2 separate regions of the Homo sapiens genome follow, and region 2 is linked to region 1. The links are chromatin loops, found by intact Hi-C in ENCODE. Cell type or tissue: ovary. All regions are shown on one strand. Links, peaks and the distances in the headings refer to the core of each region. The heading gives the core; the rest is flanking DNA.

Region 1 (15,324 bases), core at 6,515-14,514:
TTCTGAACACCTGGATCTCTGCTGGGCCCTGTGTTAAATCATTGAATGGGAAGCAGCTAATCCATATAAATAACTCCGGCTTTGGAGTCAGTAGGATTTAGGTTGGGATCACAGACCAGATGAACTATGAAATCTTGGGCAGGTTCCTGTGGCTGTCTTGGCTTTGGCTTCTTAAATGGAGAGAATTATATTTGTCTCACAAGATGATAAGAGGAATAAATGAATCTTTCTTAATCCTAACATTAATTTTACTTCCAAAAATAAAAATCCTATGAATACATTTTTAAAAGCTAATGTTTATGCTTATAAAATATTGACACACACTTTTTTGTGACTTCTATTTTAAATCCTTTAGGACTTTGGAGAACCACACTTTTGTCAGTCGACTTTAAAAATCGTCCTATCAGGGTCCTACTCATAAAGCGATCTCAATTGTAGGCGTCTCATAACAGAAAGGTCGTGATAAAAAGTAACCGAAAGAAAACGGAAGGAACTTCAGACAGCTTCTATGGAAATACCGAGTTTGGTCAAGGAGGCCTCTCCCATTCCGATTTTCTATTGGTTAAACTTACCATCAATCACACCAGTTGTAAATAAACTGAAGACGGAAGCATGTTGTTAGCGGGGTGGGATCTTCCTGTCGCCACTGCTAGGGTGAGAACCCATTTTCCAATAGGCTGAAAGCTGCTTTTCCCGCCCTCTCTCTTCAGTTGCTAAGGGGCGGGACTCATAGGGCCCTTGGAGGGCTGGGTGCTCGAAGCCCTGCCCATCCCATTGGTTGATAGGGGCGGGTTTCGTAGAGGATAGGCTGCTGTCGTTGCCCGTTCGGAGTTAGTTGCTGGGGTAAGGCACGTGAGGAGGAGGTGGCTTGAGGCAACCATGGCGGGAGGAATGAAAGTGGCGGTCTCGCCGGCAGTTGGTCCCGGGCCCTGGGGCTCGGGAGTCGGGGGCGGTGGGACAGTGCGGCTACTCTTGATCCTCTCCGGCTGCTTGGTCTACGGCACAGGTACCGCCCGGGCAGCAGCTGCCAAGGGGGCAGGTGCCGAGGGGGTTATTTTTGGAAAAGGGATTGTCCCGAGGGCGCGGGCCGTTACTCTGCAGAAGGGCGGTGGCTCTACCGAGGGCCGCCGGCGTAGTGTGGTGGAAGAAACTTGGCAGGCTAGTGGGCGTCGGGACTGAGGGTCTGGGCCCTGAAGCGGGCTGGGGCAGCTTCCAGAGTGGGGAGGAGCCTGAAGCCTTTTGGCGGAGACAGGAAGGGAGGCCTAGACTGGTTGAGAAGCAGTCCTGGGGGCTGTGTCTCGTTGCAGAAGCCTTGAGTTTCTTGGTTAAAAGCGAGAAAACCTGGGGACCATTCTGGGCAGGCAGAGCAGCCGCGGGAAAGGGACCATCTCATTCATTCGGCAAATCAGCAAACACCATCTGAGCGTATGCTCTGTCAGGACGCAGGGCACGGGTGGCAGAACGGATGTAGTTGACAGAAATGCAGTGATCTCTACTATCTTCTGCTCTTGTAAAACCTTGATTCCTTACCGCCCCCGGCCCGCGAGATGGAGTCTAGCTCTGTCACTCAGGCTGGAGTGCAGTGGTGCGATCTCGCTCACTGCAACCTCCGCCTCCTGGGTTCAAGCAATTCTCCTGCTTCAGCCTCCGGAGTAGCTGGGATTACAGGCACCCGCCACCGCGCCCGGCTAATTTTTGTATTTTTAGTAGAAATGGGGTTTCACTATGTTGGCCAGGGTGGTCTCGAACTCCTGACCTCGTGATCCATCCGCCTTGGCCCTCCCAAAGTGCTGGGATTACAGGTGTGAGCCACCGTGACCGGCCAAATAATGCATGTTTATTTTAGATGATTTGGCAAGGTACAATTAAGTATAAAGAAGCAGGCAGAAACCACACTGTTAATCCATTCAGAAGCAATCTATTTTAGCACACTTTCTTCTGATCTTTTTCCACATATTTTTAATTTTTTATGAATTGATAATTTGTATCCAGTTAGTACTCTAGTTCTCTTCCCTGGAGGCTGCCAGTCGTTACCAGAGATAGTTTTCTCGTTTGATTTTGTAGTACAATAATTTTCCCAAGTAATTTAAAATTCTTTTTTTGTTTTTTTGTTTGTTTGTTTGTTTGAGATGGAGTTTTGCTCTTGTTGCCCAGGCTGGAGTGCAGTGGTGCAATCTCAGCTCACTGCAACCTCCGCCTCCTGGGTTTAAATGATTCTCCTGCCTCAGCCTCCTGAGTAGCTGGGATTACACTTGCCCGCCACCACGCCCGGCTAATTTTTTTTTTTTTTTTTTAAACAGAGTCTCCCTCTTTCGCGCAGGCTGGAGTGCAGTGGCCAGATCTCGGCTCACTGCAAGCTCCGCCTCCCAGGTTCACGCCATTCTCCTGCCTCAGCCTCCCGAGTAGCTGGGACTACAGGCGCCCACCACCACGCCCGGCTAATTTTTTGTATTTTTAGTAGAGAGGGGGTTTCACCGTGTTAGCCAGGATGGTCTTGATCTCCTGACCTCGTGATCCGCCCGCCTCGGCCTCCCAAAGTGCTGGGATTACAGGCATGAGCCTCCACACCCGGCCTTAAAATTCTTTGTAAATGTTGTCTTACTTGTATTACATTCCAATGTATGTGCAGATGTTCATTTAATTTTTTTTCTCCACCCCCCGCCCGCCCCGCCCCGCAGAATGTAGTCTTGCTGTCTGGCCCAGGCTGGAGTGCAGTGGTGCAATCTCGGTTCCTGTTTCAAGCCATTCTCCCATCTCAGCCTCCCAAGTAGCTGGGACTACAGGCATGTGCCACCACACTCGGCTAATTTTTTTTTTTTTGAGACAGAGTTTCGCCCTCGTTGCCTAGGCTGGAGTGCAATGGCACTATCTAGGCTCACTGCAACCTCAGCCTCCAGAGTTCAAGCACTTCTCCCTCTGCCTCCCGAGTAGCTGGGATTATAGGCGCATGCCACCATGCCTGGCTAACTTTTTGTATTTTTTGTACAGACGGGGTTTCACCAGGCTGGCCAGGCTGGTCTCAAACTCCTGACCTCGTGATCTGCCCACCTCAGCCTCCCAAAGTGCTGGGATTACAGGCGTGAGCCACCACGCCCAGCCACACTCAGCTAATTTTGTATTTTTAGTAGAGATGGGGTTTCACCATGTTGGCTAGGTTGGTCTCGAACTCCTGACCTCAGGTGTTCCGCCCGCCTCAGCCTACCAAAGTACTGGGATTACAGGCGTGAGCCACCATGCCTGGCCTTCATTTATTATTTTTTAGTGACGTGGTTTTGCTGTGACACCCAGGCTAGAGTGCAGTGCACAATCATAGCTCACTGTAACTTCCCACCTCGGTCTCCCCAAGTAGCTGGGACTACAGGCACGTGCCATCTGCCTGGTAAAAATCATTATTAATGTTGTGGATTAAACATTTGGTTGGATATTGGTGGTTTGTACTGTTGGTTGGATATTTGTGGTATTTCTAGTTTTTCATTGTTGTAAGTTTGTGAACATCTTTGTGTATACATTTTTATTTATTTATTTATTTATTTTTTTGAGATGGAGTCTTGCTCTGTTGCCCAGGCTGGAGTGCAGTGGTGCCATCTCGGCCACCTAGGTTCAAGCGATTCTCCTACCTCACCCTCCCGAGTAGCTGGGATTACAGGTGTGTGCCACCATGCCCGGGTAATTTTTTTGTATTTTTAGTAGAGTGGGATTTCGCCATGTTGGCCAGGCTGGTCTCAAACTCCTGACCTCAAGTGATCTGCCCGCCTCAGCCTCCCAAAGTGCTGGGATTACAGGTGTGTGCCACCATGCCCGGGTAATTTTTTTGTATTTTTAGTAGAGTGGGATTTCGCCATGTTGGCCAGGCTGGTCTCAAACTCCTGACCTCAAATGATCTGCCCGCCTCAGCCTCCCAAAGTGCTGGGATTACAGGTGTGAGCCACCGTGCCTGGCCTTATTTTTTTTTCTTTTTTTTTTTGTAGAGATGGGGTTTCATCATGTTGGCCAGGCTGGTCTCAAACTCCTGAGGTCAGGCAATCCCCTCACCTTGGCTTCCCAAAGTCCTGGGACTACAGGCGTGAGCCACCACGCCTGGGCCCAACTATTTATTTATTTATTTATTTATTTATTTATTTATTGATATTGAGATGGAGTCTTGCTCTGTCGCCCAGGCCGGAGTGCAGTGGTGTGATCTTGGCTCCCAACTATTTATTTATTTATTTATTTATTTATTTATTTATTTATTTATATTGAAATGGAGTCTTGCTCTGTCGCCCAGGCTGGAGTGCAGTGGTGTGATCTTGGCTCACTGCAAGCTCCACTTCCCGGGTTCATGCCATTCTCCTGCCTCAGCCTCCCAAGTAGCTGGGACTACAGGCGCCCGCCACCGTACCCAGCTAATTTTTTTTGTGCTTTTAGTAGAGATGGGGTTTCACCTTGTTAGCCAGGATGGTTTCAATCTGCTGACCTGGTGATCCACCTGCCTCGGCCTCCCAAAGTGGTGGGATTACAGGTGTGAGCCACGGCGCCCAGCCCCTTATTTATTTTTTTGAGACGTAGTCTTGCTCTGTCACCCAGGCTGGAGTGCAGAGGCGCGATCTCGGCTCACTGCAGTCTCCCCTCCCAGGTTCAAGCGATTCTTCTGCCTCAGCCTCCCAAGAAGCTGCGATTACAGGTGCCCGCCACCATGCCCAGCTGATTTTTTTGTATTTGTAGTAGAGACGGGGTTTCACCATGTTGGCCAGGCTGGTTTTGAACTCCTGACCTCAAGTGATCCGTCTGCCTTGGCCTCCCCAAGTGCTGGGATTTCAGGTGTGAGCCACCATGCCCGGCTGGACAGTGGTCACTTTTAAATCTTGAATTAGCTGATATTAAATACAAATTGAGAGGAGAATCTTCTGTTTTGGTAAATCAGAGGGACTGCATGTAATCATTGCCTGCTGTTAAAATTTGAAGTGACACAAAACAGCTGGAAGGAAACAACCTTGAAATCTTTTAGTATCCTCCAAAAGTACTATATATTAAAAATATTGCTGGCTGGGCGTGGTGGCTTACGCCTGTAATCCCAGCACTTTGGGAGGCTGAGGTGGGTGGATCAGTTGAGGCCAGGAGTTCTAGATCAGTCTGGCCAACATGGTGAAACCCCATCTCTACTACAAAAATACACACACACAAAAAAAGTTAGCCAATTGAGTTGGCTCATGCCTGTAATGCCAGCTACTCAGGAGGCTGAGGTGGGAGAATCGCTGGAACCTGGGAGGCAGAGGTTGCAGTGAGCCAAGATCGCACCACTGTATTCCAGCCTGGGTGACAGAGTGAGACCCTGTCTGAAAAAAAAAAAAAAAAATGCTGGCTGGGCATGGTGGCAGATCTGTAATCCCAGTGCTTTGGGAGGTCAGCGTGGGTGCTTTGGGAGGCCAATGTGGGAGGATTGCTTTAGGCCAGGAGTTCAAGACCAGCCTGGGCAACATAGTAAGACCTTGTCTCTTTAAAAAAAAAAAAAACTAGCTGGGTGTGGTGGTGTATACCTGTAGTCCTGGCTACTTGGGAGGCTGAAGTGGGAGGATTGTTTGAGCCCAAGAGTTTGAGGCTGCAATGAGCTATGATCACATTACTGTACTCCAGCCTGAGCAGCAGAGCCAGACCCTGTCTCAAAAAAAAAATAAAAAAATAAAATAAAAAACCTGCCAATTCTGTTCTACTCAGGAAAGGGATAGAGAAAATCAACAGATGGAGTAGTTTAGCTTACTTTATTCCTTTATAGGACAGGAAGTATATCTAGTGTTTAAGACCATAGTCAGACCTGGGGGTGAATCTCAGATAGGCTATTTACTATTTGTGTGATTTTGGAGCAAATTACTTAATCTTTCTTAAACATCAGTTCCTCATTTATAAAATAGGGATTATGAGAGTGCTTACCTCATAGCATTGTTGGGAGCATTAAATGAGACAGCATACTGTCTCTTTTATTTATGTATTTATTTTTTATTTTTTTGAGACAGAGTTTTGCTCTTTTTGCCCAGGCTGGGGTGCAATGGCGTGATCTCGGCTCACCTCAACCTCCGCCTCCCAAGTTCAAGTGATTCTCCTGCCTCAGCCTCTCGAGTAGCTGGGATTACAGGCATGTGCCACCACGCCTGGCTAATGTTTTTGTATTTTAGTAGAGACGGGGGGGTTTCTCCATATTGGTCAGGCTGATCTCAAACTTCTGACCTCAGGTCATCCGCCCACCTCAGCCTCCCAAAGTGCTGGGATTACAGGCATGAGCCACCGCGCCTGGCAGCATACTGTCTTAATAGATACTTAATACAAAAAAAAAAATTAGCCGGGCACGGTGGCGGGCGCCTGTAGTCCCAGCTACAGGCTGAGGCAGGAGAATGGCGTGAACCCAGGGGGCGGAGCTTGCAGTGAACCAAGATAGCCCCACTGCAGTCCGGCCTGGGCAAAAGAGCGAGACTGTCTCAAAAAAAAAAAAAAATAGATACTTAATAGTAGTTTTTATTATTACTTTTCTGACTGAATGACTGTGTAATATTTAAATAATTAAACGACAGAAATAAGATTCTGCCTTAGTTCTTCCTTCTTCTCAGTTTTTTTTCTTATTTCTCAGTCTGGCTAATGTTTTAACCCAAAGTTTAGGAAAATGGTTAGTTTAATCTTTTTCATGAAATGAGTTATAGTTATTAGCTTGTTATGTTTAATTCTTGTTTCCTTTCTTTGCATAAAGCTGAAACTGATGTAAATGTGGTCATGCTTCAGGAATCCCAAGTTTGTGAAAAGCGTGCCAGCCAACAATTCTGTTACACAAATGTGCTTATCCCAAAATGGCATGATATATGGACACGGATACAGGTAATAACTTGGAATCCTCTGGCAGTGGCAGCTTCTGTAAATTTCTGTTGGTGATTAGTGAGTATTTTGACACTTTCTTCCCCTTCACATGCTTAAAAAAAATGTTGTTAACAATCTTGTTAGGGTTGAGATTATCCTGAGTTGTGTTTTCATCAATAAGCATTTATGCCTACTTTGTATTCCTCTCTGCTCCCTCAAGTAGATTACGGTATTCTAAGGTAAACTTCTTTCCTCCTCCCTCCTTTTCCCAAAGAAACTGCTTTGTTTTCTTGTCCTTCATTTTGCAGTATGTGTGTGTGCACGCACACATACCCCTCTTTCTTTTTTTATTTTTATTTTTTATTTTTTGAGGCAGAGTCTCCCTCTGTCGCCCAGGCTGGAGTGCAGTGGCACCATCTTGGCTCACTGCAATCTCTGCCTCCCGGGTTCAAGCGATTCTCCTGCCTCAGCCTCCCAAGTAGCTGGGATTACAGGCATACGCCACCACACCTGACCAATTTTTTTGTATTTTTTGTAGAGATGGGGTTTCATCATGTTGGCCAGGCTGGTCTGAAACTCCTGCCCTCAGGTGATCTGCCCACCTTGGCCTCCCAAGGTGTTGGGATTATAGGCATGAGCTATCGCACCCAGCCCCCTTCTTTCTTTTTAAAGGCCTTATGCCTTCTTTGGGCTGGAAACTGTTATGTGCCTGTGAGGATGTAAACTCTTTTGCCCCACTGTTCCTATTCTGATTCTATATGAGATATTTCATAAACCCCCGAGCTGAAGAATTACTTTGGTCTCATTTATTTCATAACACTGTTAAGTCACCTGGCAAACAGGAATGTCTGGCTGTAACAGTGATTGTACAAAATAGGTCCTTTCAGAAATGTCGTAGTTGTTATAAGCATAGTTACTGATAAGGACATTTGTTGTTCACATCAAAAACATAAGGGTGGACTTGTGGATTTGTTTTTTTTTTTTGAGACGGAGTCTCGCTCAGTCACCCAGGCTGGAGTGCAGTGGCACGACCTCGGCTCCCTGCAACCTCTGCCTCTTGAGTAGCTGGGGGCCATGCCCAGCCAACTTGTGGATTTTTAAAAAAAATTCTTTAAAAAAAATGTCTGACAAGCCGGGCGCAGTGGCTCATGCCTGTAATCTCAGCACTTTGGGAGGCTGAGGCGGGCAAATCACTTGAGGTCAGGAGTTCGAGACCAGCCTGGCCAATATGGTGAAACCCCGTCTCTACTAAAAATACAAAAATTAACTGGGCATGGTGGCGCACACCCTGTAGTCCCAGCTACTCAGGAGGCTGAGGCAGAAGAATCGCTTGAATCCAGGAGGTGGCGGTTGCAGTGAGCTGAAGTCATGTCACTGCACTCCAGCTTGGGCGACAGAGCGAGACTCCATCTCAAAAAAAAAAATTATCTGATAAAAAAGTGATACTCCATCTGGGGCACATTATAACCAACATTTACTCATAATCAGTGGCTTGTGACAATGGATTGAACTCAGCCTGTCATTACGGAAAACATTTTTAGTTTTCTGGGGCAGTTTATGCCTGGCAATTTTCTTAATATTATAGACCTTTGCTTTGTGTGATCTCTAATAAATAGCTGTATTGATAACTCTTTCAGTTTGGAAGTCTTTTTTCCCTCTATGTTCTGCCCTAATAGTAGATTCAGATCATGTTAACAAGAAGGTATTCTAACAGCTGTCTCTCTGTAACATGTGCAGTGTTATTTGCCCAATTATGTTTTAGCCACTGTATTTCTATATTTCTGATAAGCTTTGTGGAAAACTGGCACCATTACTGATTTGGTTGTTAGTCTGAGGGTTTTTTAAAAAATTGTATTTGTGAAAAATTAAAATTCCTACTTCCTTTTTTCTCATCCTGATTTTATTTGTGTTACAGATCCGAGTAAATAGTTCCAGATTGGTTCGAGTCACCCAGGTGGAGAATGAGGAGAAACTGAAGGAGCTAGAGCAGTTTAGTATCTGGAACTTTTTTTCCTCCTTTTTAAAAGAGAAATTGAATGACACCTATGTTAACGTGGGTCTATACAGCACAAAAACCTGCCTCAAAGTTGAGATTATAGAGAAGGACACCAAGTACAGTGTCATTGTGATCCGGAGTAAGTCTCACCTCTGTTTTTCTGATGGATTCTGTAGTGATAAGGACTGAGTTCTGAAGGGTATAATTAGTGAGACTGAGAAGTCAGCCTAAGACAGCTCCAGTTGGGTTCTGATTATAACCCTGAGTATACCACTGCTCTAAACAGTTCATGGAGACTTCACCCCTATCAGACAGGCCTAGAATTGAAACTCCACCTCAGGAAATTCTGAGTACCTCCTTACCTGGAACTGTGAAGACTTTTATTCTTTTATTCCCAATTACATTGTGCTGCTAATGTCCCTGAGCATATATGCCAAATACTCTTAGAGTAAATCAGATAGACGTGTTCTACCTTCTGGACACTTCTAGACAAAGGTAACTGTCTGATGTGTACATGCCTACATTTAAAGACGTGAATGGTTAATAAAAATTGAAGAAAGGTAAAATTGAAAATCATTCACAAGTAAAAAGAGTATTCATGGAACCATAAATAAAGATGAAGACCACTGCAGTTTAAAACTTATTCAGTGGAACTGGGAGAAGTTTTCTCTTTTCTGAAGATGACTGAGAAAGTTTCAGGGGAGATGGATCCTGTTGAATTCTCTCTGACTTTGTTTCCCCTTGGTTACTACACAGGGTCCTGGGATGTTGTAAGTAGTAGAAATGTTTCTAGGTTTAGTATGAAATAGGTTGTGCCCTTCCATTTGTCCTAGGGTTCTTTGGTTACGTAGGGTTGGCTTGTTTTTTGACGTTCCTTCTACAGTTACTGATTCCTTCTGCTCCTGTTCTGTTTGTGGGCCTCCCGTAGAACTCTTGAATGTGAAAGCTGTGGGAGTATCTGGTATGCCACTAAGGGGCCTTTGCTAGGGCCCCCTGGTCCTGAGTGAGAGGTATTTGCGTGTAGGCTTTTCCAGCACAGTGTTCTGTAGCAAAGGGAAGTAGGTGGTATTGTTGGGCAAGAAAAGCAGCCAGTTAGAGAACAACACAAGGCCCTGACCCACAGTTCTGGGCAAATCTGCTGAGTTCCATGACTGTGAGTGACTTAAAGCTTGAAAGCCAGAGTGATAGAGACCCCTTGTGGGTGATTGCATGAATTGCTGATGGTACTGTGTCTAGCTTTGTCCAAAACGAAGCTTGAGTTTCTTTTAACCTTAGCATAGGTAGCCTAAGTAAAAGTAAGATCTTCAGGCAAATACAGGTTAGACAGAGACCTAATTATACATTGGAAGGGTGCCCAGGCTTTAGGTGAAATTTAAATGCTTTTTAGGTGGGCTGTTTGCATTTATTTTTACTGTAGCTGACCAATAGTGCCAACGTTGTCTTTTATTCTATAATACCTTAAGCAGTTTTGTTCCCTTATTAAGCAAAAATCTTTATTTATTTCAGGATTTGATCCCAAACTCTTTCTTGTTTTCCTTCTTGGACTTATGCTATTTTTTTGTGGAGACTTGCTGAGCAGGTAGGTTCCAAGGCTAGTGTGCAGAATGAAACGGCTCATACCTATCCTGCCTGCGTTTTATAGTAACTATTAAGTACTGCCATTCCCATTTCCAGGACCTTTATGGCTTGGCCGTTGCCTGCTTGGATATTTAAAAAAATACTTTAATGTGTATTATGATTTTTGTTTTTTCTTATTTGAACAATGTTGACAATAGTGAAATTCCCACATTAGGTTGGCCCATCATTAGGTTGATAGGAGTTAGCCAATACAATGAAATGGAACATCATCACCCTTTCTATTGCTAGAAGTAATGTGTTAAGGTGTCATCTTTACAGGTCCATGGGTTGATGAGTTTCATTTTGTTCAGACGTAAAGAAACAAATAGCTTCTGGGTACGGTGGCTCACGCCTGTAATCACAGCACTTTGGGAGGCCAAGGCTGGCGGATCATGAGGTCAGGAGATCGAGACCATCCTGGCTAACACGGTGAAACCCCATCTCTACTGAAAATGCAAAAAAATTAGCCAGGCGTGGTGGCGGGCGCCTGTAGTCCCAGCTACTTGTGAGGCTGAGGCAGGAGAATGGCGTGAACCCAGGAGGTGGAGCTTGCAGTGAGCCGAGATCGTGCCACTGTGCTCCAGCCTGGGCAACAGAGCAAGACTCCATCTCAAAAAAAAGGAAACAAATATCACAGCTCAGCCTGGGCAACATGGCAAAACCCTGTCTATACAAAAATTAGCTGGACGTGGTGGTATGTGCCTGTGATCCCAGTTACTCGAGAGGCTAAGGCACGAGAACCGCTTGAGCCTGGAGGCGGAGGTTGCGGTGAGCCAAGATCACACCACTGTACTTCAACCTGGGCCACAGAGGGAGACCCTGTTTAAAAAAAAAAAAAAAAATCAAGTGTTTATTCATTTTTTCCTTTAGGAACCTACTAGTTAAGACAGGTGAGACTGACATGTACAAATATGAAGAAAATATATAGGTAACTAAATAAACATTGAATGAAGGTAAAATCAACATTAAGTTTGTATACAAGTAAAAAGTATTTGTGGAGTAGTGAATGCAAGATTAACAATTGGAGTTTGAAGTTGGGCTGGAGTGGGGTTGCTGGAAGTTGTTATTTTGGTGATGCTGAGAGAAACAGGGAGGAATAACTGGTAGAAAAAATCTGGAATGGGGGGCTGGTTGTGGTGGCTCACCCCTGTAATCCTAGCACTTTGGGAGGCTGAAGGGGGAGGATAACTTGAGCCCAAGAGTTTGAGACCAGCCTAGGTAACATAGTGAGACCCTGCCTCTACAAAAAAATACAAAAATTAGCCAGGCATGGTTGTGCATGCCAGTAGTCCCAGCTACTTGGGAGTCTGAGGTAGGAGGATCACTTGAGCCCAGGAGGTTGAGGCTGCAGTGATCCGTGATTGCACCACTGCACTCCAGCCTGGGTGACAAAATAATAATATTCAGGTCGGGAGAGATGATGGGGATGTGAATAGGACATTACGTAAAGGCTGATTATTGGGAAATACATGAGGGAAGACCTTTAATCCTAATCTTCATAATCTGGCAGTAACTACATAGCATCAGTCTCTACAGTTCTCTGACCTCAAGTTTTGGGCAAATATAGTCACACATCACTTTATTGTACTTCACTTTTTTGTGGTTCACAGATAGTGCATTTCTTTCCAAATTGAAGGTTCGTGGCAACCCTGGGTCAAGCAAATCTATCACACCGTTTTCCCAACAGCATGTGCTCACTTGGGGTCTGTGTGTCACATTTTAGTAATTATAATATTTCAAACTTTTTCATATGATTATAACTGTTATGGTGATCCATAATCAGTGATCTTTGATGCTGCTGTTGCAATTATTTTGGGGCACCACATGTCCATGTAAGACAGTATATTAGTTCATTTTCTTTTTTTTTTTTTTGAGACAGAGTCTCGCTCTGTCGCCCAGGCTGGAGTGTAGTGACGCGATCTCGGCTCACTGCAAGCTCCACCTTCCGGGTTCATGCCATTCTCCTGCCTCAGCCTCCCGAGTAGCTGGGACTACAGGCACCTGCCACCACGTGCAGCTAATTTTTTGTATTTTTAGTAGAGACGGGTTTCACCGTGTTAGCCAGGATGGTCTCGATCTCCTGACCTCATGATCTGCCTGCCTCAGCCTCCCAAAGTGCTGGGATTACAGGCGTGAGCCACTGCGCCCAGCCTATTAGTTCATTTTCATACTGTTGATAAAGATACCCAAGACTGGATAATTTATAAAGAAAAAGAAGTTTAATGGACTCACAGTTCCTGGTGGCTGGGGAGGCCTCATAATCATGGCAGAATGCAAAAGGCACATCTTACATGGCAGCAGGCAAGAGAGAATGAGAACCAAGTGAAAGTGGAAACCCCTTATAAAACCATCAGATCTCATGAGACTTATTCACTACCATGAGAACAGTATGAGGGCAACTGCCCCCATGATTCAATTATCTCCCACCAGTTCCCTCCTACAACACGTGGGAATGATGGGAGCTACAATTCAAGATGAGATTTGGGTGGGGACACAGCCAAACCATATTAGACAGTGAACTTCATCGATAAATGTCATGGGTGTTCTAACAACTCAACCAATTGGTTATTCCCGTCTCCCTTCTTCTTGGGCCTCCCTATTCCCTGAGAAACAGCAATATTGAAACTAGGCCAATTAATAACCCTAGAGTAGATTGTGAGTCTTCAACTGAAAGGAAGAGTCATACATCTCTCTGATTATGCTTAGTGAGAACAGCAAAAGCCAAGACAGACCGAAAGCTAGACCTCTTGTCCTGAGCAGTTAGCCAAGTTGTGAGTGCAAAGGGAAAGTTCTTGAAGGAAATTAAAAGTGCTACTCCAGGGAACACACAAGTGATAAGAAAGTGAAACAGCCTTATTGCTGATATGGAGAGAGTTTTAGTTGGCTGTTGAGAAGATTAAACCAGATACAACTCTTTTTTTGTTTGTTTGTTTGTTTTTTTGAGACAGAGTCTTGCTCTCTTGCCCAGGCTGGAGTGCAGTGGCGTGATCTCGGCTCACTGCAAGCTCCGCCTCCCAGGTTCATGCCATTCTCCTGCCTCAGCCTCCCTAGTAGCTGGGACTATAGGCGCCTGCCACCACACCCAGCTAATTTTTTTGTATTTTTAGTAGAGACAGGGTTTCACCGTGTTAACCAGGATGGTCTCGATCTCCGGACCTCGTGATCCTCCCATCTCAGCCTCCCAAAGTGCTGGGATTACAGGCTTGAGCCACCATGCCCGGCCAGATACAACTTTTTTAAAGCTAAAGGCTGATCCAGAGCAAGACCCTAACTGTCTTCAATTCTGTGAAGGGTGAGAGGTGAGGAAGCCTCAGAAGAAAAGTTTACAGCTAGTGAAGGTTCTTGGTTCATGAGATTTAAGGAAAGAAGCTGTCTTATTACATAAGTGCAAGGTAGGCTAGGCGTGGTGGCTCAGGCCTGTAGTCCCAGCACTTTGGGAGGCTGAGGCGGGCAGATCACTTGAGCCCAGGGAGTTCGAGACCAGCCTGAGCAACATGGTGAAACCCTGCCTTTACAAAAAATACAAAAAAGTCATGGTACCAGCTACTCGGGAGGCTGAGGTGGGAGAATCACCTGGGCCCAGTAGATCAAGGCTGCAGTGAGCCATGATGACGCCATCGCACCCCAGCTTGGGCAACAGAGTGAGACTTTGTCTCAAAAAAAAAAAAAAAAAAGATGAACCAAGCACTGATATAGAAGCTGTAGCAAGTTATTCAGAAGATCTAGCTAACATCATTGTTGAAAGTGGCTACAATTAAAGAGCTCCTCAGTGTAGACAAAATAGCCTTATACTAGAAGAAGATGCCATTGAGGACTTTGATAGCGAGAGAGAAGTCAGTGCCTAGCTTCAAAGGAGGGGTGATCCTCTTGTTAAGGGTTAATGCTGTTGGAGGATTGACTCCAGTTTTGAAAGAAGTTGTGGTAAAATGCTATCAGACAGTATTGCATGCTTTAGAGAAATCTTCATTGAAAGGATGAGTCAATGCAGCAAACTTCATTATATTTTAAGAAATTGCCACAGCCACTCCAGCCTTCAGAAACCACTGCCTTCATCAGTCAACAGCCATCAACATGGAAGTGAGACCCTCCACCAGCAAAAAAAATGATGACTCACTGAAGGCGTAGATGATCTTTAGCAGGTTTTAGCAAAGTATTTTTAATTAAGGAATATATATTTTTAAGACATAATGCTGTTGTACACTTAATATACTATAATATAGTGTAAACAATTTTTATATGCAGTGGGAAACCAAAAAATTTGTGTGACTTACTTACTGCAATTGCAATATTTGGTTTATTGCAGTGGTCTGGAACCAAATTTGAAATGTCTCTGATGCTTGTACTGCTCTAATCTTGTACCTTTTAAAATCTTTCGGCTGGGTTAGTTGTCCTAGTTTCAACAGTGCTATGTATGAAATATATACATATGGTCATGAAATACATTTTTTTCCTGCAGAAGTCAAATTTTCTACTACTCTACTGGGATGACTGTGGGAATTGTGGCCTCTCTGCTAATCATCATTTTTATACTATCTAAGTTTATGCCTAAGGTAAGTATCAGAATCTTCATGTGCAGCTAGAATGAATTTGGATAGCTGAAGGACTGTTTTCCTGGGTAATCTTAGAAAACTGAAAATGTGTATTGATGGCTGATGAGTCAATATCCTACTCTCCTTGATTCAGAAAGGTACTTTCCACGATGAAACTTGGAGCCTGATTACAAATTCTTTCTTTTTATATAAAATCCTGTGCTCAGAGGGGGATTAAAGTCTGCTTCCTGTTTTTTAATTATATAGCCAGGCTTTTAAGTTATTTAGCATTTCATCTTCCCAGTGTTCGTTGCAGACTGTACCATTTTAAGTATAAAGGACATCTTTTTAAGAGAAGTGTTTTTT
Region 2 (15,324 bases), core at 3,230-11,229, 330 kb after region 1:
AAATCAAGTACTTCTATTCGGCTTTTAAAAAATCTGCTACCAGGCTGGGCCGGTGGTTCACACCTGTAACTCTAGCACTTTGAGAGGCTGAGGCGAGCAGATAACTTGAGGTCAGGAGTTCAAGACCAGCCTGGCCAACATGGTAAAACTCTGTCTCTACCAAAAAATACAAAAACAGCCGGGCACGGTGGCACATGCCTACAGTCCCAGCTACTCAGGAGGCTGAGGCAGGAGAATTGCTTGAACCCGGTAGGTGGAGGTTGCAGTGGGTCAAGATCACGCCACTGCACTCCAGCCTGGGCGACAGAGTGAGACCCTGTCTAAAAAAAATTCTGCTACCCTTCCCCCTCATTTTTTGCTACCCAGAAGCAACTACTTTCTTTCTTTCTTTTGTTGAGACAAGTCTAGCTCTCTTGCCCAGGCTGGAGTGCAGTGGCTAGTCTCAGCTCACTGCAATTTCTGCCTCCCGGTTTCAAGTGATTCTCCCACCTCAGCTTCCCGGGTAGCTGGGATTATAGGCGCATACCACCACACTTGTCTAATTTTTGTGTTTTTTAGTAGAGACGGGGTTTTGCCATGTTGGCCAGGCTGGTCACGAACTCCTGACCTCAAGTGATCCACCCGCCTTGGCCTCCCAAAATGCTGGGATTACAAGCATGAGCTACCACACCCAGACCCAGAAGCAACCACTTTCTTTTAGCTAAAGCTTTTTTTTTTTTTTTTGAGACAGAGTCTCGCTCTGTCATCCAGGCTGGAGTGCAGTGGCATGATCTCGGCTCACTGCAGCCTCCGCCTCCCGGGTTCAAGCGATTCTCCTGCCTCACCCTCCCGAGTAGCTGGGATTACAGGTGTGTGCCACCACGCCTGGCTAATTTTTTGTATTTTTAGTAGAGACGGGGTTTCACCATGTTAGCCAGGTTGGTCTCGATCTCCTGACCTCGTGATCTGCCCGCCTCAGCCTCCCAAAGTGCTGAGATTACAGTCGTGAGCCACTGCGCCCAGCCCTGTTCAGATTATTTAGAGAGAAATCTTCTAGCTTCCTGCCTGAGTTGGTAGTGGAAGAGTACAGAAGTGGGTGGAAAGGGCTGGGTCTTAACATTCCACATATAAATGTCTAATTATTCCCCTAATATCAATTTGTAATATCAATACAACACACTCTTCAATTGTACTTGTTGTCCAAGTCCAGGGACCTTCTGTTTTATGCTCTCTGGAAAATAATTCAGGTGTCTTCTGCCAGGGAAATGAAAGAGCAGTCACCTAGCTCTGCAAGCTAAGTGTACGAATCTGGGTAGCTAACTGCTTCTTAACTATGCTTTGAACCAATCCTCCTTTTTTTTTTCCTTCAGTCAAGGGTGGCCTTGAAAAATCTTCCTGTTTTTCATCTCAGCTTCACTAAACACGCACTTACTCATTCCAACAATACCTGGTATCACCTATCCCTGAGCCTTTTGGGGGTTCTGAGGTATAAATTGGGTTGCGCCTCTTATCTTTCCTTACTGACAGCCTAAGATTTAGTTTTATGAATCTCCTCAGTAATCACTCCCTTCTGACTTACAGTTATAAAAACTTATGGTGGAATTAACCTCTCAGGTTCTTTTTTTTGAGACAGAGTCTCGCTCTGTCACCCAGGCTGGAGTGCAGTGGCGTGATCTTGACTCACAGCAACTTCCACCTCCCGGGTTCAATGATACTCCTGCTTCAGCTTCCCAAGTAGCTGGGACTACAGGCATATGCCATCACACCCGGCTATTTTTTGTATCTTTAGTAGGGAGACAGTTTCACCATATTGGCCAGGCTGGTTTCAAACTCCTGACCTCAAGTGATCTGCCCGCCTCAGCCTCTCAAAGTGCTGGGATTACAGGCATGAGCCACTGTGCCCAGCTTCTCATAGCCTCTTTATAATAAAGTCTCAATTCAAACTAATTGGGGAGATCTTTTTGAATTATTGAAAAATTTTTAAATACTTCTATGTATGGTAACAAGTAAAGGTTCTTAAAACACCTTGCAATAGGCCATTATTTGTATACGTTCCCTTGTCAGAAAACTAAAAACAGCTTTATTATTATCCTTATTGACCAACAAACATTTATGATGGATATGTATTCATTAAACCCTGCTTTAAGTTGGTGAAAGTTAAGACTCTCATCAATAGTGTATGTGTAAGATCCAAAATAATGAACTTTCACTGTCATAAAGTTGGCATTATATAGTCTCTTTATTTCTGTTTGGCAACTTTTTCCATATGTGTAGAAAATAAGCAGATTTAGCAGTGTGGCAGCTCTTATAGAAACTGATCAATATTTTGTATCTGTAGCCCAATCAACACAATACAGTGAAGCTGGGAGCTTTCCAGGCTCAGGAAAAAGAACTGGTATTTGACATTGACATGACAGACTATGACGATGTGAGGAGATGTTGTAGGTGAGCACTGTGTGTCTTGCTGTTAGGGTGGGTGGTATCACTGACAATGAGTAATGATGACTCTGCTTTAGTTCTGCAGACATATGTCCTAAGTGCTGGACCCTCATGACAATGGCCATACGCATCATTGACAGAGCATTGAAGGGCAAGTATCAGCAGTTTCTGAATGGGGTCAAGTGTAAGAATCGGTTTTCCTCTGACTACTATTAACTATTAGTCTCTGTATTTTGTGATCAAATCTCATTAATTTGTGTGTGTGTGTGTGTGTGTGTGTGTGTGTGTGTGTGTGTGTGTGTGTGACGAGTCTCACTCTGTCAGCCAGGCTGGAGTGCAGTGGTACAATGTCGGCTCACTGCAACCTCTGCCTCCTGGGTTCAAGTGATTCTCCTGCCTCAGCCTCCTGAGTAGCTGGGACTACAGGCGCACGCCACCACGCCCAGTTAATTTTTGTATTTTTAGTAGAGGCAGCGTTTCACCATGTTGGTCAGGCTGGTCTCGAACTCCTGACCTCGTGATCTGCCCACCTCGGCCTCCCAGAGTGCTGGGATTACAGGCGTGAGCTACCACACCTGGCCTAATAAAATAGTTTTTTAAAAAAGAAAGAAATTCCCAGCAGAGAGACCAGGATGGGTAAAGAGATGAAGCAAGAACATGGGGAGCACAGGAAACAACAAGTAATTTAATATACATTAATTAAGGAGTTTATAGATTTGTTTTAAAACCTATTATTTCTCTCTTCCTCAGAGGACTTTGGATTTAAGCATCGTCTCTGGGTATATTCTGGAAGGAGAGGTGTTCATTGTTGGGTCTGTGATGAATCAGTTAGAAAACTGTCTTCTGCAGTACGTTCTGGGATAGTTGAGTATTTGAGCCTTGTAAAGGTAAGATCCTCTTAATTCTAATTTGCATTGCTTTAGTTTCTAGATGTTACCAAGCCTGATATGTTTACTGTCAAAGAAAATGAAACTATCTTTTTTTTTTTTTTTTGAGATGGACTCTCACTCTGTTGCCCAGGCTGGACTGCAATGGCATGATCTTGGCTCACTGCAAGCTCTGCTTCCTGGGTCCAAGCAATTCTCCTGCCTCAGCCTCCCGAGTAGCTGGGACTACAGGCTCCTGCCACTGTGCCCAGCTAAATTTTGTATTTTTAGTAAAGACTGGGTTTCGCCATGTTGGCCAGGCTGGCCTAGAACTCCTAGCCTCAGGTGATTCACCCACCTCAGCCTCCCAAAGTGCTGGGATTACAGACATGAGCCACCACACTGGCCTAAAACTTATCTTTAATGGCATTCACATTGCAGAGTAAATGATCTTACCAATAGATCATTTAAAGTCATAGTAGCTACATGTTTTAAGATATTTCATTTTATTTTGCTATAAATATCTTGCTTTGTGGCATATGTAAAATAATAGATAAAATAGATTTATTATATATAAAATAATAGAACATGTTAAAGTTTGGTTTTGGTTTTGGTTTGTTTTTTTGGTTTTTTTTGTTTTGTTTTGTTTTGTTTTGAGACACGGTCTCACCCTGTCACCCAGGCTGGAGTACGGTAACGTGACCACAGCTCACTGCAGCCTTGACCTCCTGGTCTCAAGTGACCCTTCTACCTCAGCCTCCTGAGTAGCTGGGACTAAAGGCATGCGCCACCACGCCCAGCCAATTTTTTAATTTTTGCAGAAACAAGGTCTCACTATATTGCCCAGGGTGTTCTTGAACTCCTAAACTCAAACTATCCTCCCACTTCAGGCTCCCAAAATGCTGAGATTACAGGTGTGAGCCACTACATCCAGCCTACAAATTTTTTTTTTTTTTTTTGAGACGGAGTCTTGCTCTGTTACCCAGGCTGGAGTGCAGTGGCGCTATCTTGGCTCACCACAACCTCCGCGTCCCGGGTTCAAGCAATTCTCCTGTCTCAGCCTCCCAAGTAGCTGGGATTACAGGCACTTGCCACCACACCCGGCTAATTTTTGTATTTAGCCAGGCGTGTTGGCAGGTGGAAACAGGGTTTCATCATATTGGTCAGGCTGGTCTCGAACTCCTGACCTCAGGTGATCCGCCCGCCTCAGCCTCTCAAAGTGCTGGGATTACAAGTGTGAGCCACTGCGTCCAGCCCTAGAAATGTTTTAATTATAATTATGCATCACTTAACAATAAGGATACATCCTGAGAAATACATCACTTTGCAAAAGTCATGGAGTATACTTACACAGACCCAGATGGTATAGCCTACTATACATCTAGGCTATATGGTATAACCTATTGCTCCTAGGCTACAACCTGTACAGCATGTTACTGTACTCAATACTGTAGGCAATTGTAACACAATGATAGGTACTGATGTAGCTAAACATACCTAAACATAGAAAAGTCACAGTAAAAATACAGTATTGCAATCTTATGGGACCCACCATCTTTTTCTTTTTTTTTTGAGATGGAGTCTCGCTCTTGTCACCCTGGCTAGAGTGCAATGATGCGATCTCGGCTCACTGCAACCTCTGCCTCCCGAGTTCAAGCGACTCTCCTGCCTCAGCCTCCCGAGTAGCTAGGATTACAGGCATGCGCCACCATGCCCAGCTAATTTTTTGTATTTTTAATAGAGATGGGATTCAGGCTGGTCTTGAACTCTTGACCTCAGGTGATCCACCCACCTCAGCCTCCCAAAATGCTGGGATTACAGGTGTGAGCCACCGTGCCCACCATCTTATATGCAGTCCATCATGACTAAAATGTCGTTATGCTGCACATGACTGTATTTATATTGTATACCTGAAGTTCTTTTTTAATGATTTATTTTTCAGGGTGGTCAAGACGTTAAAAAGAAAGTTCACCTAAGTGAAAAAATTCACCCTTTTATCAGGTCTGTTGGAAAAGTCTCCAAGCACTTTAAGGTGTCTGATTTACCGGCATGTGCCTTTAGAGTTACCTTGCTATCAATTTTCACTGCTGGGTAGCATTTTATAATAATAATAGCTATGGTTAATTGAGTGCCTATTTTATGCTGCAGTATTCCTAAAAGGTGCTTTACAGATGTTCTCATTGCTCTTCAAAAAAACCCCACAAGAGACTTGATGGTATCTCCATTTATAGATAAGGAAAATGAGTTTTAGAGAGATTTTATAATGAGCTTGGCATCACACGACAAGTTAGTTGTTAAATTTAGGATTCATGCCCTGGTCTGCCTGACTGTAAAGCCTACTCCAATGCTTTTTCCACTGAATTCACTACTTCTCTAGGATAGTGGAAAAAGCCTTATATTAGGAGTAAAAATTCCTATTCTGCCACTTACTATGATCTTGATAAAATATTGACAAAATATTGCTGCCTCCATTTCCTTATCTCTATGATGGGGAGAACAGCATGCACTCTACCTGTCTCACAGTTGTATCAATGATTAAGTGAAAGAGTAAATGTGATGCATATTTGTAAACTGCAAACATTATATGATTGTTGAGATATTAATACAAGCAATTCACAGTGGAAAGTGTAGGCTGCATCCCACATTCTACTACTGATGTATTATGGTGTCCTGGGTTGGTTACTTTCTACCCTTATTGCGTATATTAACCTTCTAAGTTGTGAGGTTTAAAAAGTAAACATTTCTTGTATACCCATTCTGTGCCAGGTTCTATGTCAGGTTCTTTTCCCTTAAAAGTGTCTCATTTAATTATCATAACCCTGCACAGGGTAGTATTCCCATTTTACCTAGTTAAGTTCTGAAAATGTCATGAAAATAAGCAGTAGTTTTCCCCACAATGGCAGCAATACCTATGTGGCATATGTGTTACTGATAGTGTTGGGACTCTGTTGTTATTGTTGTTCTTACAGAAAATCTATAAACATAATAAAAAAATACTTTGAAGAATATGCCTTGGTTAATCAAGATATTCTCGAAAATAAAGAAAGCTGGGATAAGATTTTAGCCCTTGTTCCTGAAAATATCCTTTCCCGTGATCATTTCTGTGTGAGCTAGTTGTTTTGATCTGTGATATTATAAATGTTAGACATGTCTGCTTGTAAGTTCTCATATACTTATAAGTTTAATCTTTTTTACACAAAATATCTCCTGTATTTCTGGATTTTAGTATCTCTGGTCTGGAACATAATAAAAAATGGGGCCATGTTGCAAATCAGTTTTCTCATTTTGGAAGTTGGTCCTAGAATTAACAGCTAAAGAATGGTGAATTACATAGTCAAAATACATGCAGACCAGGGAAAACTTTACATCATACCTTATAGTTATTTTGGCATTCTTTCTGTTATATCATCACTGTATTTTTACAGGGGAAGATTTCAATGATACAACTGGTGTTGGTTTGGTTTGGGGTTTTTTTGTTGTTGTTGTTGTTTTTAAGACGGAGTCTTATACTGTGTTGCCCAGGCTGGAGTGTGCAGTGGTGTGATCTTGGCTTACTGCAACCTCCGCCTCCCGGGTTCAAACAATTCTCCTGCCTCAGCCTCCCAAATAGCTGGGACTGCAGGCACACGCCACCACGCCCAGCTAATTTTTGTGTTTTTATAGAGACGGGGTCTCACCATGTCAGCCAAGCTGGTCTCAAATGATCCACCCACCTCAGCCTCCCAAAATATTGGGAATACAGGCATGAGCCACTGTGCCCGGCCGGATACAGCTGTTGAGTTTAACATTTGTGGGGTGGGTTGTTTTGTTGTTGAGATGGAGTCTCACTCTGTTGCCCAGGCTGTAGCACAGTGGCACAATCTCAGCTCACTGCAACCTTCACCTTGCAGATTTAAGCAATTTTCCTGCCTCAGCCTCCAGAGTAGCTAGGATTACAGATGTGCACCACCATGCCCTGCTGATTTTTCTATTTTTAGTAGAGATGGGGTTTCACCATGTTGGCCAGGCTGGTCTCGATCTCCTGACCTCACGTGATCCACCCACCTCTGCCTCCCAAAGTGCTGGGAGTACAGGCATGAGCCACCACGCCCAGTCAACATTTATATTTCAAGAAATGTTAATAACTACTTTCTGAATATTTGTAAGACACCCTTGTGGTAATACATACTTAAAACTAAATTGTTCATTGATGTTCCCTAAATGAGTCTGTTCCTTAATGACCCATCACCAATTCATGATGAACTTCAACAAAGCTTCCAAAAGTCTCACAATTCACTTCAGCGTTGGGAGCACTTGAAGAAAGTAGCCAGCAGATATCAGGTATATGCCACTGAAATCTGTATTACAGATATAATAATGCAATTCTTAATTAAATTGATTGCTTTGCCTAGTCAGTTAAAGATGGTTGAAGATCGTTTTTTTAACTTTCTTTAAAGAAATCTTCAACAGTTCCTACTGATCCTCATGTTGGCCTTGTATCTGCTTTTAGAATAACATCAAAAATGACAAATATGGACCCTGGCTGGAGTGGGAGATTATGCTCCAGTACTGTTTTCCACGGCTGGATATCAATGTCAGCAAAGGAATCAATCATCTACTGAAGAGCCCTTTTAGTGTTCATCCTAAAACAGGTACTACACAAGGAAACTAAGGAAAACTAAAAGAAAAATGAGTTGCTATTGGCTTTAGTAAGCATGGCATTAGGTCTGAATATATATAATGTCTATGATTTAAAGGTAGAAGAATTGCTCTGTCACCCAATACCTAAGTCAGTTAAGTAGCTACCAGATGAGTTTCTACTATGTAACTGTTTTTCAGTTGGGTTTCTGAGGTTCCATATTAGATTTGGAGAGGACCATCAAAATCTTAGGACAACAGCTCTCATTGTACAGATGAGAAAACAGTGGCCCAAGATGTAACCCATCCAAGGTCATAAAAAAAAAATTGTGTGTGACTGTATGTGGTAGCTTGCTCCTGTAATCCCAGCACTTGAGGAGGGCAAGGTGGGCAAATCACTTGAGCCCCAGAGTCTAACACCAGCCTAGGCCACATGTCTAAACACCCTTTGTACAAAAAATACAAAAATTAGCTAGACGTGGTGGTGCATGCCTGTAGTTCCAGCTACTCAAGAGGCTGAGGCAGGAGGATCACTTGAGCCTGGGAAGTTGAGGCTGCAGTGAGCTGTGATGGTGCCACTGCACTCCAGCCTGGGCAACAGAGTGAGACCCTGTCTCAAAAAAAAGAAAAAAAGAAAGAAATGAAATGAACTCTACTCCTAGCACTGACAAAAACAAAAAAAAATTTTTTTCGAGAAAGAGTCTCACTCTGTCACCCAGGCTGGAGTGCACTGGTGCAATCTCGGCTCACCGATCGGCTCAAGCGATCCTTCTGCCTCACCCTCCTGAGTAGCTGGTACTACAGGCATGTGCTACCACAGCCAGCTAATATTTTGTAGACAGGGTTTTGCCATGTTGCCCAGGTTGGTCTTGAACTCTTGAGCTCAAGCAATTCACCTGCCCCAGTCTCCCAAAGTGCTGGGATTACAGACAAGAGCCACTGCGCCCAGCCTCATTACGTCACTTTTGAGATGTGTTAAATTCTATATGGTATCCTAGGGGGGTATTATAAAAGAGTAGAGGAATTTCTATTTTATTTCCTAAATGCTTTTTAAAGGTGTCTGACATGTGGGTATCTGTATTGATCTCAAATAAACCAAGCCAATGTAAATATTATAGTTTCATCTATTTTGTTCTATTTTCAGGACTCACTAACTCTGAGATTGTTCTGAACTTAAATATGGAATATTTAAATATACTTTATTTCTAAATATAGAAATAAAAGTAGGGATAAGAGCAACTGGGAAATAGCTCAACAGTCTTCACATTTGCTTATTGGTTTTTGTTTTTGTTTTTTTTCTTTCCTTTTTTTTCGAGACAGAGTCCCACTCTGTCACCCAGGCTGGAGTACAGTGGCGCGATCTTGGCTCACTGCAGCCTCTGCCTTCCAGGTTCAAGCAATTCTCTGCCTCACCCTCCCAAGTAGCTGGGATTACAGGTACCCGCCACCACACCCAGCTAATTTTTGTATTTTTAGTAGAGACGGGGTTTCACCATCTTGGCCAGGCTGGTCTTGAACTCCTGACCTTGTGATCCACCCTCCTCAGCCTCCCAGAGTGCTGGGATTACAGGCGTGAGCCACTGCACCTGGCTGGTTTTTTAAAGAGAAATAAAAGGCATGCTGGACATGGTCATTCACACCTGTAATCCCAGCAACTCAGGAGGCTGAGGCAAGAGGATTGTTTGAGGCCAGGAGTTCTGGGCAACATAGTGAGACCCCAACTCAACAAAAATTGAAAAACTGGCCAGGCCAGGAGCAGTAGCTCACGTCTATAATCCTAGCACTTTGGGAGACAACTGAGGTGGGAGGATCACTTGAGCCCAGGACATCAAGCCTGCAGTGAGCTATGACCATGCTACTGTATGTACTCTAGCATGGGTGACAAAGTGAGGCATTAACTCTAAAAAAGAGTAAGGGCACAGCTAATGTGAAAGTAATTTATATTTCTAAATACTCTTCTTAACAGATAAGTTTAACCCTTTGTCTAAGCCTTAAATAAAAATTTTAACCAAAAATAACCTGTAGGAGATGACTATAATGATTTATAGTCCACAATCATCAGTTTATAACTTTTGTGTCTTACAGGTCGCATATCTGTGCCTATTGATTTGCAGAAAGTGGACCAGTTTGATCCATTTACTGTTCCGACCATAAGGTATGTTTCAGATCATTGATCACTCCTTGTTTGTAATTGTTGTTATGAATTTTAAATAAATTGAATTAGCCTCCTTAGAGAAGTAGTTGCATGGGAATGGTATATTTGGTTATGGAAACCAAATAAGGTTCAAAGGTTAGATGACGATGCCCTAATAGAACAATACAAGATTTTCACCTGCTGTTATGTAAGAAAAAGATTTTAAGGTCAAGTAAATTTAGGAAATTCTGACTTAAACAGATTAAAAGTATCTTTTACTACAGTATTTCACAGTCTTTCATATGATAATATGCATGAAAAACTCCAAGAAGAGATCATGGTGTTTAGAATATCCCAAATTTAGCTGGCCGCATAATTTTTTTACAGTAAATTTTATGGGATTCACATGCTATTATACACTGGATAATGCTGATCAGAAACCAACATTAAACTTCTCTTGTTCGTGGTGAGGCGCGGTGGCTCATGCCTGTAATCCCAACACTTTGGGAGGGCAAAGCGCGTGGATCACAAGGTCAAGAGATCGAGACCATCCTGGCCAACATGGTGAAACCCTGTCTCTACTAAAAATACAAAAATTAGCTGCGCTTGGTGGCATATGCCTGTAGTCCCAGCTACTTGGGAGGCTGAGGCAGAAGAATCACTTGAACCTGGGAGGCGGAGGTTGCAGTGAGCCAAGATCGCACCACCACACTCCGGCCTGGCAACAGAGCAAGACTCCGTCTCAAAAACAAAAACAAAAACAAAATTCTCTTGTTCTGTTACTTGCAGCTTCATCTGCCGTGAATTGGATGCCATTTCCACTAATGAAGAGGAAAAAGAGGAGAATGAAGCTGAATCTGATGTCAAACATAGAACCAGAGGTAAGGTAATATTTTGAAGCTTCACTTTAAATACAGGGTTTTTATATAGATATCCATCTGTCACTCCAGTAATTAATTCTCTGATTCAACTAGAATGGATCAGCATTTGTCCTGGAACTGCATACAATGTTTGTGTCCTTTCTTCAACAGCAGCCCAAGTGGTGTTATTGAATCCAGTCTGATTCAACACATATTTCCTAAGTAACTTTTAATGCTAGGATCTATACTGTAAGATTAAACTATCAATAAGTATGAATAATCAGTCTCTGAGATTCACCACCTATTTATTTAACAACTATTATATATGCAGTACTTTTTTTCTTTGTTTCTGATGCATATAGGTGGGTTTTATGGTAAACATATGTCTAAACTGTTTACCAAGTTGTATATTCAAGAATTTGAAGAAGCTGGCTGGGCGCAGTGGCTCACGCCTGTAATCCCGGCTCTTTGGGAGGCCGAGGCAGGCAAATCACTTGAGGTCAGGAGTTCAAGACCAGCCTGGCCAACATGGTGAAACCCCAACTCTGCTAAATATACAAAAATCAACCAGGCATGGTGGAGGGCACCTGTAATCCCAGCTACTCGGGAAGCTGAGTCAGGAGAATCGCTTGAACCCAGGAGGCAGGGGTTGCAGTGAGCCAAGATTGTGCCACTGCACTCCAGCCTGGGCGGCAGAGGGAGACTGTCTCAAATAAACAAACAAAAAAAAAGAATTTGAAGAAGCTAAGGAATTTCTAAATCTTCCTGCTAATGGAAGGCAAATCTAACACCTAAGAGATACTGCAGGCCAGGCGCGATGGCTCACACCTGTAATCCCAGCACTTTGGGAGGCCCAGGTGGGTTGATCACCTGAGGTCCTGAGTTCGAGACCGGCCTGACCAACATGGAGAAACCCTGTCTATCCTAAAAATACAGAATTAGCCGGCTGTGGTGGCACATGCCTGTAATCCCAGCTGCTCGGAAGGCAGAGGCAGGAGAATCGCTTGAACTCAGGAGGTGGAGGTTGCGGTGAGCCAAGATCACGCCATTGCACTCCAGCCTGGGCAACAAGAGCAAAACTCCGTCTCAAAAAAAAAAAAAAAGATGCCGCATAGCAGCGCAGCACTCCCCAACCTTTTTGGCATCAGGTACCAGTTTTGTGGAAGACAATTTTTGCACGGACTGCAAAGAGAGGGGGAGGAGTTGGGGATGGTTCCAGGATGAAACTTTTTTACCTCAGATCATCAGGCATTAGATTCTGATAAGGAGTGCGCAACCTAGATCCCTCACATGCGCAGTTCACAATAGGGTTCATGCTCCTTTGAGAATTTAGTGCTTCTGCTGATCTAACATAAGGCAGAGCTCAGGCGGTAATGCTCGCTTACTGCTCACCTCACACCTGTAATCCCAGCACTTTGGGAGGCCGAGGCAAGAGGAGCCTAGGAGTTTGAGACCACCCTGGGCAACACAGAGAGACCCTGTCTCTCCAAAAAAAAAAATTTAGCTAGACATGCTGGCAGGCACCTGTGGTCTCAGCTACTCAAGAGGCTGTTTGAGCCCAGGAGGTTAAGGCTGCAGTAAGCCTTGACCACACCACTGTACTCCAGCCTGGGTGTCAGAGAGAGACCTTGTCTCAAAATGAAAATTATGTGGCCGGGCGCAGTAGCTCACGCCTGTAATCCCAGCACTCTGGGAGGTCAAGGTGGGTGGATCACCTGAGGTCAGGAGTTTGGGACCAGCCTGGCCAACACGGTTAAACCCCGTCTCTACTAAAAATACAAAAATTAGCCAGGCATGGTGGTGCACACCTGTAGTCCCAGCTATTCAGGAGGCTGAGGCACAAGAATCACTTGAGCCCGGGAGGCAGAGGTTGCAGGGAGCTGAAGTTGCGCCACTGCACTCCAGCCTGGGAAACAGAGTGAGACTTCGTCTCAAAAAAAAAAAAAGTATAATTTCTTTCTTACTCTTTTTAAAGAACTATTATGAGGATTCTTAATTCCATGCAAACGTAGGATACTACTAAAATCCAAATTTTATGTGAAACTCCTTTCTTATTCTCAATCATATTTTCCCATTGGGTATCATTATAGGTTATATAATTAAATGGATGAATAAAATTGTATATTCTTTTTTTTTTTTTTTTTTTTTTTTTTTTTAGAGAAAGAGTCTTACTCTGTCACCCAGGCTGGTGTGCAATGGTGCAATCTCAGCTCATTGCAACCTCCGCCTCCTGGGTTCAAGCAATTCTCCTGCCTCAGCCTCCTGAGTAGCTGGAGTTACAGGTGCCCGCCACGACGTCCAGCTAATTTTTGTATTTTTACTAGAGACAGGGTTTCTCCATGTTGGTCAGGCTGGTCTCGAACTCACGACCTCACGTAATCCACCTGCCTCGGCCTCCCAAAGTGCTGGGATTATAGGCATGAGCCACCGCACCCTGCCTATATTAAATTTTTTGTTGTATACATTTTTTAAACTATTTTATAAATCAAAGAATACTTAATGCAGGCCAGGCGTAGTGGCTGATGCCTGTAGGCCCAGCACTTTGGGAGCCTGAGGCGGGTGGATCACCTGAGGTCAGGAGTTCAAGACCAGCCTGGCCAACATGGCGAAACCCCATCTTTACTAAAAATACAAAAATTATCTGGGCGTCGTGGCGGGCGCCTATAATCCTAGCTACTCGGGAGGCTGAGGCAGAAGAATCGCTTGAACCCAGGAGGTGGAGGTTGCAATAAGCCGAGATTGCCCCACTGCACTCCAGCCTGGGAGACAGAGCAAGACTCCATCTCAAAAAAAAAAAAACAAGAATACTCAATGTAAAAACTTCTAATAATCTCCAAAAGGGCGTGACCAGAGCCTGAGCAACACAAGACCTTGTCTCTACTAAAAATAAAAAATTAGCCAGCTGTGGTGGCACTCCCTGTGATCCCAGCTACTTGGGAGGCTGAGGTGGGAGGATCATTTAAGCCAGGGAAGTCAAAGCTGCAGTGAGCTGCAATTGCACCACTGCATTCTAGCCTGGGCAAAAAAGCAAGACAGTGTCTCAAAAATAAGACATGGGGCCGGGCACGGTGGCTCACGCCTGTAATCCCAGCACTTTGGGAGACTGAGGCAGGTGGATCACGAGGTCAAGAGATCAAAACCATCTTGGACAGCATGGTGAAACCCCGTCTCTACTAAAAATACAAAAACTTAGCCGGGCATGGTGGCACACACCTATAGTCCCAGCTACTCAGGAGGCTGAGGCAGGAGAATCGCTTGAACTCGGGAGGCGGAGGTTCCCGAGCCAAGATTGCACCACTGCATACCAGCCTGGCAACAGAGCAAGACTCAAAAATAAAGGCATGGACCGGGCGCGGTGGCTCACGCCTGTAATCCCAGCACTTTGGGAGGCCAAAGTGGGTGAATCATGAGGTCAGGAGTTTGAGACCAGCCTGGCCAACATGGTGAAACCCTATCTCTACTAAAAATACAAAAAATTAGCTCATTGTGGTGGCGGGCACCTATAATCCCAGCTAGTCGGGAGGCTGAGGTAGGAGAATTGCTTGAACCTGGGAGGCGGAAGTTGCAGTAAGCCGAGATCGCACCATTGCACTCCAGCCTGGGCAACAGAGTGACACTCTGTCTCAAAAAAAAAAAAAAAGAAAATATATGTATATATATTATATATATATATATAAATATAAAAGACTTGTATGAAAGAGAGTATCATATATCTCAATTTTTATTACATGCAAAAATAATATTTTAGCTGGGCATGGTGGCATGTGTCTGTAATCCCAGCACTTTCAGAGGCCGAGGCTGGGAGATCACTCGAGCTCAGGAGTTCAAGACTAGCCTGAGCAACAGAGTGAGACCTCGTCTCTACAAATACCAAAAAAAAAAAAAAAATTGGTTGGGCATGGTGGTACATGCCTGTAGTTATAGCTACTCAGGAAGCAGAGATGGGAAGATCCCTTGAGCCCAGTAGATCGAGGCTGCAGTGAGCCAAGACGGAACCACTGTACTTCAGTCTGCATGACAGAGTGAAATCCTGTCTCAGTAATAATTTCACCTTTTTTAATGTGACTAATATAGTATTTAAAAGTATGTATGTTTCTCTCATATTTCAATTGGGCAGCCCTAGAGAATTCTTATAAGAAACTTAGTTGTGTTTTCATGTTATTCTTGCTGCCAGTATGCTAATTATAATGTACATTCTTCATAATTTAGATTATAAGAAGACCAGTCTAGCACCTTATGTGAAAGTTTTTGAACATTTTCTTGAAAATCTGGATAAATCCCGAAAAGGAGAACTTCTTAAGAAGAGTGGTAAGACGCTATGCCTTTCCCTTCTATCTAGTTAGATCTTATTATTAGTAGAAATGAGCAATTTTTGAGTTCTAGTCTTTCTTTGCCCTCCTCCCAAAATTTACAGATTTATCTTACTATC

The links. Hi-C counts contacts between places; a loop is a spot of excess contacts. Peaks named below come from ENCODE experiments on the same cell type or tissue, not always from the same donor. Only the 100,000 strongest peaks of a DNase experiment are listed, where the experiment ranks them.
Region 2: a loop joins it to region 1, with 7 times the contacts of the local background. A loop is called at or near these places in 45 of 110 quality-filtered maps.

What each region holds. Positions count from the first base shown.
Region 1 is chr12:57,064,301-57,079,624 of GRCh38, reverse strand. It overlaps NEMP1 (nuclear envelope integral membrane protein 1), which reads left to right and starts at 834. Exons shown (of 9, transcript NM_001130963.2): 1 at 834-1,006; 2 at 6,713-6,837; 3 at 8,732-8,951; 4 at 10,319-10,391; 5 at 14,886-14,979. The coding sequence starts at 880. RefSeq lists enhancers at 860-909, 1,030-1,279, 9,675-9,744. In ovary, for the core only: a CTCF peak has its summit at 10,010 (motif pointing left); a DNase peak (open chromatin) is centred at 9,944; H3K27ac peaks cover 867 bases.
Region 2 is chr12:56,734,026-56,749,349 of GRCh38, reverse strand. PRIM1 (DNA primase subunit 1) reads left to right here. Exons shown (of 13, transcript NM_000946.3): 3 at 2,318-2,424; 4 at 2,496-2,569; 5 at 3,169-3,305; 6 at 5,227-5,285; 7 at 6,254-6,363; 8 at 7,513-7,604; 9 at 7,774-7,915; 10 at 9,987-10,056; 11 at 10,825-10,916; 12 at 15,105-15,203. Among named protein-coding and RNA genes, the nearest start is that of PRIM1, 11 kb to the left of the region's middle. In ovary, for the core only: no CTCF peak of the experiment used is centred there; no DNase peak of the experiment used is centred there.